Linked DNA regions of Homo sapiens: region 2 is linked to region 1. A link is an interaction called in ENCODE POLR2A ChIA-PET data of the cell type or tissue named here. Cell type or tissue: PC-9. All regions are shown on one strand. Links, peaks and the distances in the headings refer to the core of each region. The heading gives the core; the rest is flanking DNA.

What was found. ChIA-PET counts read pairs that join two places held together with the same protein. Peaks named below come from ENCODE experiments on the same cell type or tissue, not always from the same donor. Only the 100,000 strongest peaks of a DNase experiment are listed, where the experiment ranks them.
Region 2: POLR2A ChIA-PET joins it to region 1 with 5 read pairs; 6 of 35 experiments call an interaction of 5 or more read pairs at or near these places.

What each region holds. Positions count from the first base shown.
Region 1 is chr19:47,147,685-47,153,057 of GRCh38, reverse strand. SAE1 (SUMO1 activating enzyme subunit 1) reads right to left here. Exons shown (of 9, transcript NM_005500.3): 3 at 2,683-2,856; 4 at 18-160. Among named protein-coding and RNA genes, the nearest start is that of SAE1, 20 kb to the right of the region's middle. In PC-9, for the core only: CTCF peaks have their summits at 3,160 and 3,359 (motif pointing left); DNase peaks (open chromatin) are centred at 617 and 3,367; H3K4me3 peaks cover 1,082 bases; H3K27ac peaks cover 2,613 bases.
Region 2 is chr19:46,938,395-46,943,767 of GRCh38, reverse strand. The region is part of intron 3 of ARHGAP35 (Rho GTPase activating protein 35); the gene reads right to left. Among named protein-coding and RNA genes, the nearest start is that of NPAS1, 79 kb to the left of the region's middle. In PC-9, for the core only: no CTCF peak of the experiment used is centred there; no DNase peak of the experiment used is centred there.

The sequences.
Region 1 (5,373 bases), core at 321-5,320:
CCTCTCCCAACACTTACTCTACAAACTCATGCTCTCCTAGATTGGCAAATGTGTATCCATGGTAGCCAAAAACATCTCCTGTAAAGAACTTGATGCTATTTTTGTGACAGATCTGGTCAACTTTAACTATGACATCCCTGGAGCAGCAAGTCAGACACACCTGCAGAAAGAAAGAAATTGGCTGGGTTTGAGTTTTGCAAACTGTGAATCACTGCCCTGATGTCTAAATAAATCTTAATGAACAGTCTCTCTGGGCATGCTCAAAGCATGTTTCAAACTGGTACAACAGGTTCTTTGGGCCCTATGGCTAGAAGACAAAAGAAAAGTTGCAGGTTTCAATGTGTAGAAAATATAAGTTATGAGACCGTCACGTTCTGCAGCCAAAATAAAATGTGTTTAGCTAAAAAGTAAAAGCCATTCAACAAATGTTTTCTGTAATCCACGAACATATACACATTTCATAGTTCTCATAAAAAAAATAACTTAGCAAGTTGTTTCTATACTGCTAAATCTATTAAAATCCAAATAAGCTACAGGGACAAGCAAAACCAGTTTTTTAAATTGACCCAAAGGTCATGTTTAAATACAAGGGCTTTTTACCCCCCTCCTTTTGATTGATATGTTAAGATAAAGAAGATAAACAAGTCCTGTTGAGATCATTTTTCCACAGATTGCGGTGTGAAACTTTATCTGAATTTAAGGACAAAAGAAAAGGTTACAGACCAAGTGACCTTCCATTCAGGCTTAGACAATGAACTGGTGATCCACTCAGTGGAATTATCAGTGTTGCTCTGGGGCCTCCAGGTTGTATTCCAGTAAGTTGAGGTATTGGAAATGGCTAAGTTCTACTGCACAAAATACCATCTTTTCGGGAGAAGCTTTGTGATCATGGTCAAAAGACAACTTCCAAATTGCACATGCTTTCTCCTGAACAAAAGGACATTTTCACTTGATAGACCCTCTTTGCTGTTGTCTAGCAGCCTGAATACCGAAATAACACTCACAGAGAAATGTGTTCCTTTGGTGTTTCAAAGAATGCAGCCACCCAAGGAAAAATCCCATCTAAAAAGTAAGAAATCCACAGGTGAACATGCAACCAATTGATCAAATGGAACCCTGCAGAGTCTAAAGTAACTATAAAACCTGCAAGGACCAGCCAAACACGGCCTGCAAGGCGGTCAACATGGCCCCATGCACACGCATTACACAATCAACTGGCCTCACACTTCAGTTTTAACAAACCCTCTAACTCTACAAGTTCAAGGGACACCTGGCATAAAATAAATGTGGTTACTACAGATAAGAAAATGAAGACTTATGTCCAAATGGAAAGTGTCCCAATACCTCAAGTTAAAAAATAGAAGGGACTAGGAAAAAGAAAACAGGACAAATGCACAGATGATCCATCCTTCCAAGCCCATATTTGAACAGATGCACATATGAAATAGAAAAGTGTAAAAACGGGAGGCTGAGGCAGAAAACTGCTTAAACCAGGGAGGCGGAGGTTGCAGTGAGCCAAGATCATGCCACTGCACTCCAGCCTGGGCGACAGAGTGAGACTCCATCTCAAAAAAGAAAGAAAGAAAGAAAGAAAAGTGTAAAAAACAGGCCAGGTGCAGTGGCTCACACCTGTAATCCCACCACTTTGGGAGGCCGAGGCAGGTGGATTACCTGAGGTCAGGGGTTCAAGACCAGCCTGACCAACATGGTGAAACCCCATCTCTACTAAAAATACAAAAAATTAGCCCAGCATGGTGGTGAGTGCCTGTAATCCTAGCTACTTGGGAGGCTGAGGCAGGAGAATCACTTGAACCCAGGAGGCAGAGGTTGCCATGAGCCAAGATCGCACAATTGCACTCCAGCCTGGGCGACAAGAGCAAAACTCCATCTCAAATAAAAAAAGGTGCAAAAAAAAAAAACTACCCAACCCAAATTCTAACCTCTCATGTAACATACTGGGGCCTTTCATTTAAAAAACTAGTAGCTCATCTATGACTATTTCACATTTATCAAGATTTGTTAAGCTTTTCCAGAATGCAGGGAACTATGTCTGAAAGGTTGCAGATATTGACAAAGAATTTATCCTTTCACCTCCGCATAGATTTGGCAGTGAAACTAAATGAGGCTGGATATGCCTCATTTGACTTACGACTACAGTGATTTTTCTCTAGTTATCCATGGCAACATGGTCAATGTGACTGTGAGAAACAGACAGACAGACATAGATCAAGATCAGGTGTGCTTTTCTTAAGACAAAACACAAGCTGTAGTTTGATATTTCTAACAAAAAAATGCCGCTGCCACAGAAATTAATCACCAACTTGTTAAGTTTTCGGAAGAAAACATTTGCAATAACATGGATTAAAGTTATGTGCAAAGATTCTGGAAGGAAGACAAAACACCAAAGACGAAACCTGGCTGAGGGAACATATGCCCAGAGAAGAAGCCAGCAGACAGCAAGTCACCAACAACTACAGCAGATGCAACAGACTGGACCTCTCTAGCAACACATTCACACAATATACTAAGCCTAAACAATAGAACAGCTTATACATTTTCTTGGGAAAAAGCTCAGAATTTGATATTTGAATGCTCTCAGATTGCTTTGGGATTTGAAAGTATATACAACTAGCACCTTAATTTGTTTAATTCCCACAGCAGATTTTATAATAAGAAACTTACAGCATCGAATTGAGTGAAAAATGACTCTGGTTTCTTCTCTATATCCTCAGTGTCCACCTTCACATCCACCATGGGGTTGAGATTCTGAGCTCGCTCCAAAGAGGCTTCAGCCCTATTTCGGCCAACAGACCCAGTACGAATCAAGAACTGAGCTCCGGGATCTTCTGGAGTTACCTAGGAATAATACACATATTTTTTTAAGTCTTGTATTTTTAGGGAAAATAAATCTTAAAAAGAATCTTTAAATTTTAAAGGATAGCTAAAATACCTACCACCTAAATTTTTTTTTTTTTTTTTTTTTGAGACAGTCTTGCTCTGTCACCAGGCTGGAGTGCAGTGGCATGATCTCGGCTCATTGCAACCTCCGCCTCCTGGGTTCAAATGATTCTCCTCCTGCCTCAGCCTCCCAAGTAGCTGGGACTACAAGCACGCACCACCACAACAGCTAATTTTTGTATTTTTAGTAGAGACAGGGTTTCACCACGTTTGCCAGGATGGTCTCAATCTCTTGACCTCGTGATCCGCCTGCCTCAGCCTCCCAAAGTGCTGAGATTACAGGCATGAAACACTGTGCACAGCCCTAAAATGTATTACTGTTCCTGTAGCAATTTGCCTTATGCAGGCTTCCTTCTAAGGCTTTAAAATGACTTTAAACTTTTTTTAAACTGGTCATTGATGGTTAAAGAGCACCCCCTTGTGTTTATAAAGAAAATTCACTGTCAACAAAAAAATCCATGCTTTCTTCTTCTATGCAAATTTGTAACTGCTAACAAATGACTGATTAACAGTGGCAAGAATTGACTAAATACTTAGCATGTGCCCAACTATAAGCATTTGGGGAAATACACAAGTAGTTTAAAGGATTAAATCTCTGTCTTCCAGTGGTTTAAAACTAGACCAGTGTGGGCAGGGCACGGTGGCTCACACCTGTAATCCCAGCACTTTGGGAGGCCGAGGCAGGAGGATCACCTGAGGTCAGGAGTTTGAGACCAACCTGGCCAACATGGTGAAATGCCATCTCTACTAAAAATACAAAAATAAGCCAGGTGTGGTGGTGTGTGCCTGTAATCCCAGCTACCCAGGAGGCTGAGGCAGGAGAATCACTTCAACAGGGGAGGCGGAGGTTGCAGTGAGCTGCGATTGCACCACTGTACTCCAGCCTGGGCAACAGAGCAAGACTCCGTCTCAAAAAAAAAAAAAAAAAAAAAAAAAGTAGACCAGTGCAGCCTGGCACAGTAGCTCACATCTGTAATCCCAGCAATTTGGGACGCCAAAGCAGGAGGATCACTGCTTGAGGCCAGGAGCTCAAGACTAGCCTGGACAACACAGAGAGGCCCTCTCTCAAAAAACAACAAAAATTGCAACCTCATGAGAAAACTTAAAAAAAAAATCAAACTTGTGCAAAAATCAGACACAATTAAGAATGCTTGAAATGAACTTTTAAAAAACATAGATAGACTATGGCCAGGTGCGGTGGCTCACGCTTGTAATCCCAGCACTTTGGGAGGCCGAGGCAGGCAGATCACCTGAGGTCCAGAGTTCAAAACCAGCCTGACCAACATGGTGAAACCCCATCTCTACTAAAAATACAAAATTAGCCGGACGTGGTGGCACACGCCTGTAATTCCAGCTACTCGGGAGGCTGAGGCAGGAGAATCGCTTGAACCTGGGAGGCAGACGCTGCATTGAGCCCAGGTCGTGCCACTGCACTCCAGCCTGGGCAACAGAGTGAGACTCTGTCTCAAAAAAAAAAAAAAAGAACTCAGAGAGGTGGAGAGATGAGTGGGGACTGGAACAGAGGAATTATTTCACCCCTAAGGCTGAACATCAGCAGAGCAGAGCCTCAAAGACAGGATAATATAATCCCCTAATAGCCACCAGTAAGATTACAGATTCCATACTGCTCTCAAAGTATTTCTTCACACATCAAACATCTAATTTAACCATTAATCTCTGCAAATAACCTTGCCACCTTCACCAAGACTAGGTACAACAGAAGTAATCTCCCCTCAACACCTCCTACCAACCATCCACAGCACACTCTCTATCTTACTACCTTCTCCTCCAAGAAAATGAGCTGGCCCACTTCCCATTCTAGGCTAACCCTGTATCCTTGACCCATTCCATCCTGCTTCTTCAGGGATCTCATTATGTGCTGAGAAGCTGTACCACACAATGGTTAACAGTAAGGCTCTGAAATAATTCAGGCTGGATTCAATCTTTGATTCAAATCCTGGCTCAACAACTGTGTGAACCTCAGCAAGAATGTGGGAATCCCATATAAAACGAGGACATGGATAAAAACGTACAGTTGAGGGCCACGCGTGGTGGCTCACGCCTGTAATCCCAGCACTTTGGGAGGCCAAGGCAGGCAGATCACGAGGTCAGGAGATCGAGACCATCCTGGCTAATACGGTGAAACCCCATCTCTACTAAAAAATACAAAAAAATTAGCCAGGCGTGGTGGTGGGCGCCTGTAGTCCCAGCTACTAGGGAGGCTGAGGCAGGAGAATGGTGTGAACCCGGGAGGCAGAGCTTGCAGTGAGCCAAGATCGCGCCACTGCACTCCAGCCTGGGCAACAGAGCGAGACTCTGTCTCAAAAAAAAAAAAAAATACAGTTGAGGCTGGGCACGGTGGCTCACACCTGTAAACCCAGCAGCTTGGGAGGCTGAGGTGGGTGGATCACTTGA
Region 2 (5,373 bases), core at 66-5,065, 210 kb after region 1:
GATGATGCAATGTTTTATTTTGCAGGACAAGCCTTAAAGTGCCAAGGTACATGAAATGGACACAAAAACAGGGACACAAAGACTTCTGACTTTGGACTGCTTTGACCAGGCCTGGCAAACAAGTTTCATTGGGAATGTCATCTCTAATCAGCTAGGACTCCCTGCCTGGAATACTACATGGAAACTGTGTGGTCATATGGCCATTCCAACCATGAGCAAGAGAGAGAGATGGGGTGAGAGGGCAGGTGGCAGCACCAGCTTTCCCTAAGCAAAGTGCAAGCCCACTATCTGTCAGTCAAAGTTGGGGAAAACACTAGCTCACAATTCGTTCAATTATTCAATACAACCCTATGGAGCCCGTAAGCCCAATTCATACGTGTGCCCTGTCCAGAAAGGGAGGCAGCAGTCCCGCGTCCACCACCTGCAGGGTGCTCAACCCCCTGCTCAGTCAGAGGCCACACTTGGTCCTGGAAGGCAGCTGAGGATGCTGAAGAGGTCCAAAGAGCACATTACATGAAGAGGACATTCTGCAAGACAACTGACTAGGCTTTTCAAAAAAGGTCATCATTGGCTGAGTGTGGTGGAGCATGCCTGTAGCACTCAGGAAGAAAAGGAGGAAGGATCACTTGAGCCTAGGAGTTAGAGGCTGCCGTGAGCTACGACTGCACCATTGTACTCCAGCCTCAGTGACAGAGTGAGACTCTGTCTCTTTAAAAAAAAAAAAAAAATCACATTATTAAAACAAGCCAGAGAGGACTGTTCTGGACGGCAAGGGCCTAAAGAGGCAAAGCCAAGTGCAGTGTGACTATTGATTGAATCCTAGTACAAAAAGCTCAGCTATAACATATAGTTTTACGTCAAATGAATAAATTTTAAAATGAACTGTATGTGAAATGATACTACTGAATTAATGGTAATTTTTTCTTTTCCTTTTTTTTTTTTTTTTTTTTCTGAGACAGGGTCTTGCTCTGTTGCCCAGGCTGGATTGCAGTGGTGCGATCAGAGCTCAGTGCAGCCTTGGAACTCCTGGGCTCAAACAATCCTCCTGCTTCAGCCTCCCAAATAGCTGGGATCACAGGTGCACACCACTATGCCTGGCATGCATGCATGCTTTATTTATTTATTTATTTGGAGACAGAGTCTTACTTTGTCGCCCAGGCTGGAGTGCAGTGGTGCGATCTCGGCTCACTGCAACCTCCGCCTCGTGGGTTCAAGTAATTCTCCCACCTCAGCCTCCCGAATAGCTGGGATTACAGGCATGTACCACCAAGCCCAGCTAATTTTTGTATTTTTAGTAGAGATGGATGGGGTTTTGCCATGTTGGTCAGGCTGGTCTGGAACTCCTGACATCAAGTGATCACCCACCTCGGCCTCCCAAAGTGCTGGGATTACAGGTGTGAGCCACTGCACCCGGCCTCTTCTGCCTCATCTAAGAGGGCTATGTTAAAAAAATGTTGAAAGCTAGCTTACCTCATACTCTGAATTATGTGAAAATAAATATATGTGTATATGCAGAGAAATAAGACTACAAGAAACATCTCAAATCATTAACGGTGGTTTTCACTAAGTAGCAGATCACGAATCTTTGAGTTCCTCTTCACAGTTCTTGCCATTTGTCCAATTTCTACAATGAACTTGCTTTAATTTTATAAAAGGGAGAAAAAGTTTTCTTAGGAAATAAGGGTACACAAAGACATCCCTCCAATGCACACTAAGCTCACAGATACCAGGTTTAATTTTTCTTCTGAAATTCCATAAAAGTACAAACTAATGCCAACAAGGGGAAATATATGGTCATTTTTTTCTTGAAGAAAGACGAAAATGGAATTAAGGTGTTCCAGATTGAAAACCACTCATTCAATCTATCTTTTTTTTTTTTTTTTTTTTTTTTAAAGAGACAGGGTCTCTGGCTGGGTCCAGTGGCACATGCTTATAATCCCAGCACTTTGGGAGGCCAAGGTGGGAGGATGGCTTAAGGCCAGGTGTTTGAGACCTGCCTGGGCAACATAGTGAGACTTTGTCTCCACAAAAAATACAAAAATTAGCCAGACATGGTGGCACATGCCTGTAGTCCCAGTTACTCAAGAGGCTTGAGGCCAGAAAGGTGAGGCTGCAAGTGAGCTATGACTGCACCACTGCACTCCAGACTGGGCAACAGAGCGAGACCCTGTCTCTTTCTCTCTCTCTTTTGTTTTTTAAGAGACAGGGTCTCGCTCTGTTGCCCAGGCTGGAGTGCAGTGGTATGATCACAGCTCACTTGCAGCCTTGAACCTTTGGCCTCAAGCAATTCTCCCACCTCGGCCTCCAGGGTAGCTGGGACCACAGATGCGTGCCACCATGCCTGGCTAATTTACAATAATCAATTAATGTATATGCTGTATCGGGCTCTAGGGAGACAAGGAGAACAGAGAATCCTGTTTTCAGGAAGGTGAAATTTGGCTGAGAAGAACTACCAGGGAGGTTAAATTCAAAGTGCTATTAGGAGTAGGAGTCTCTTGAAGAATAAGGATAAGTTCCACAGGCAAAAAGGAATGGGGGACAAATTTTAAACCACACAAGGGGAATGCCCTAAGGCAAAGAAATACTAAGAAATTCTGCTTGGTTCACATCCTTCTGATAAATCGCATTCTTGTAGAACAATTTTAAAATTAATACTTGAAGCAGCATAAAACAGAAAGAAAGGGGTGAAAGAAGGGAGTGGGAGAGGGAAAAAAAAGGAGGGTGGGAAGGAGGGCAGGGGACAATGGCATAGTAACAGTCTTGCTGTTCCTGAGTCCGGGAAGGAGGATTATGAGTGCGACCTGCATCTGGTAGGCAACAAAGAAGCAAGGATGGGTTTTCAGCAGATAAACTGTCATACCCATAGACTGGACTGAGAAGGTGGGTGATGGTGGGCAGCAGAGATGAAGTGGAGGGGACAGAGCAAAGGCATTGCTGCCCTGTGGTATCTGCCAGAAGTGCAAACCCAGAACTTGATCACGATGAAATATCCAAAAAACTAAAACAAAGCCAAGGCCGGGCACAGTGGCTCACGCCTGTAATGCCAGCACTTTGGGAGGTCGAGGCTTGTGGATAGCTTGAGCTCAGGAGTTTGAGACCAGCCTGGGAAACACAGAAACCCCATCTCTACCAAAAATACAAAAAATTAAAAAAAAAAAAAAAAGGGAAAACAAAGCTAAGCTGAGGAACACCCTACAAAATAACTGATTGGTGATTTTATTTTTTTGGTTTTTTGGTTTTTGAGATGGAGTCTAGCTCTGTCGCCAGGCTGGAGTGCAGTGGCGTGATCTCGGCTCATTCCAACCACTGCCTTCTGGGTTCAAACGATTCTCCTGCCTCAGCTTCCCGAGTAGCTGGGACTACAGGTGCGTGCCACCATGCCCAGCTAATTTTTTTTTTTTTTTTTTTGAGACACAGTTTTGCTCTTGTTGGCCAGGCTGGAGTGCAATGGTGCGATCTTGGCTCACCGCAACCTCCGCCTCCCAGGTTCAAGCGATTCTCCTGCTTCAGCCTCCCGACTAGCTAGGATTACAGGCATGCACCACCAAGCCTGGCTAATTTTATATTTTTAGTAGAGACTGGGTTTCTCCATGTTGGTCAGGCTGGTATCGAATTCCTGATCTTCCGCCTCAGCCTCTCAAAGTACTGGAACTACAAGCGTGAGCCACCGCCCCGGCCTAATTTTTTGTATTTTTAGTAGAGACGGGGTTTCACCATGTTGGCCAGGATGGTCTCGATCTCTTGACCTCATGATCTGCTTGCCTCGGCCTCCCAAAGTGCTGGGACTACAGTCGTGAGCCACTGTGCTGGGCCAGATTTGACCACTAAATGTAACGTGTGGTCCAGGATAAGGTCCTGGACCAAAACAGTGTTTTGTCTGTTGCTATAAAGGAAGGTAGTGGGAAAACTGATGAAATGAGAATGTCTATAGATTAGATTACAGACAGATTAGTACTAGATCAATGTTGATTTCCTAATTTTGATAAATGCACAGTGGTTCTATAAGAGAATGTTTTTGGGAAATACCCACTGAAGTATTTAAAAGTAAAGGTGCAGGCCGGGCATGGTGGCTCACGCCTGTAATCCCAGCACTTTGGGAGGCCAAGGCGGGTGGATTGCTTGAGGTCAGGAGTTTGAGACGAGCCTGGCCAACATGGTGAAACTCCATCTCTACTAAAAATACAAAAAAAATTAGCCAGGTGTGGTGGTGCATGCCGGTAATCCTAGCTACTCAGGAGCCTGAGGTGGGAGGATTGCTTGAACCCAGGAGGCAGAGGTTGCAGTGAGTCTAGATCGTGCCACTGCACTCCAGCCTGGGTGACAGAGTTAGACTCCATCTAAAAAAATTAAATAATAAATAAATAAATAAATAAATAAATAAATAAATAAATAAATGTAAAGGTGCATATCACACCTGCAACTTTCAAACATTTTATAGAGACAGATAAAGGAGGAAATTAATATAAAACGAGTGTCAAAAAGATGGACACTGAAGCCAGGCATGGTAGCTCACGCCTGTAATCCCAGGACTTTAGGAGGCCAAGGTAGGAGGATCATTTGAAGCTAGGATTGTGAGACTAGCCTGGGCAATAAGTGAGACCCCTGTGTCTACAGCAGGAAAAAAAAAAGATGGACAATGAGAAACCGCTTTGGGTACAGAATGGACTAAACAAAGCTATAGATCTGTAATGATTATGCCAAGTGCTTATTACTGAGATTCAAGCCTGGGGGGAATTATTTCTCTGGTTTCCACAGAAAACCTAGGAAATAAATACAAAGTCTTTGGTGGGCTCCAACTTAAAAACTATCTTCAGGCCAGGCGCAGTGGCTCATGCCTGTAATCCCAGCACTTTGGCAGGCTGAGGTGGGCGGATCACGAGGTCAGGAGTTTGAGACAGCCTGACCAATGTGGTGAAACCCTATCTCTATTAAAAATACAAAAATTAGCCGGGCATGGTGGTGTGCACCTGTAATCCCAGCTACTCAGGAGGCTGAGGCAGGAGAATCACTTGAACCTGGGAGGCAGAGGTTGCAGTGAGCCAAGATCATGCCACTGCACTCCAGCTTGGCAACAGAGAGAGACTCCATCTCAAAAAAAAAAAAAATGCTATCTTCGGCTGGGCACCGTAACTCATGCCTGTAATCCCAGCACTTTGGGAGGCCGAGGCGGGCAGATCACCTGAGGTCAGGAGTTCAAGAACAGCCTGGCCAACATGGCAAAAACCCGTCTCTACTAAAAATACAAAAATTAGTTGGGCGTCATGGCGGGCGCCTGTAATCCCAGCTACTCAGAGGCTGAAGCAGGAGAATCGCTTGAACCTGGGAGGCGGAGGTTGCAGTGAGTTGAGATCGTGTCACTGCACTCCAGCCTGG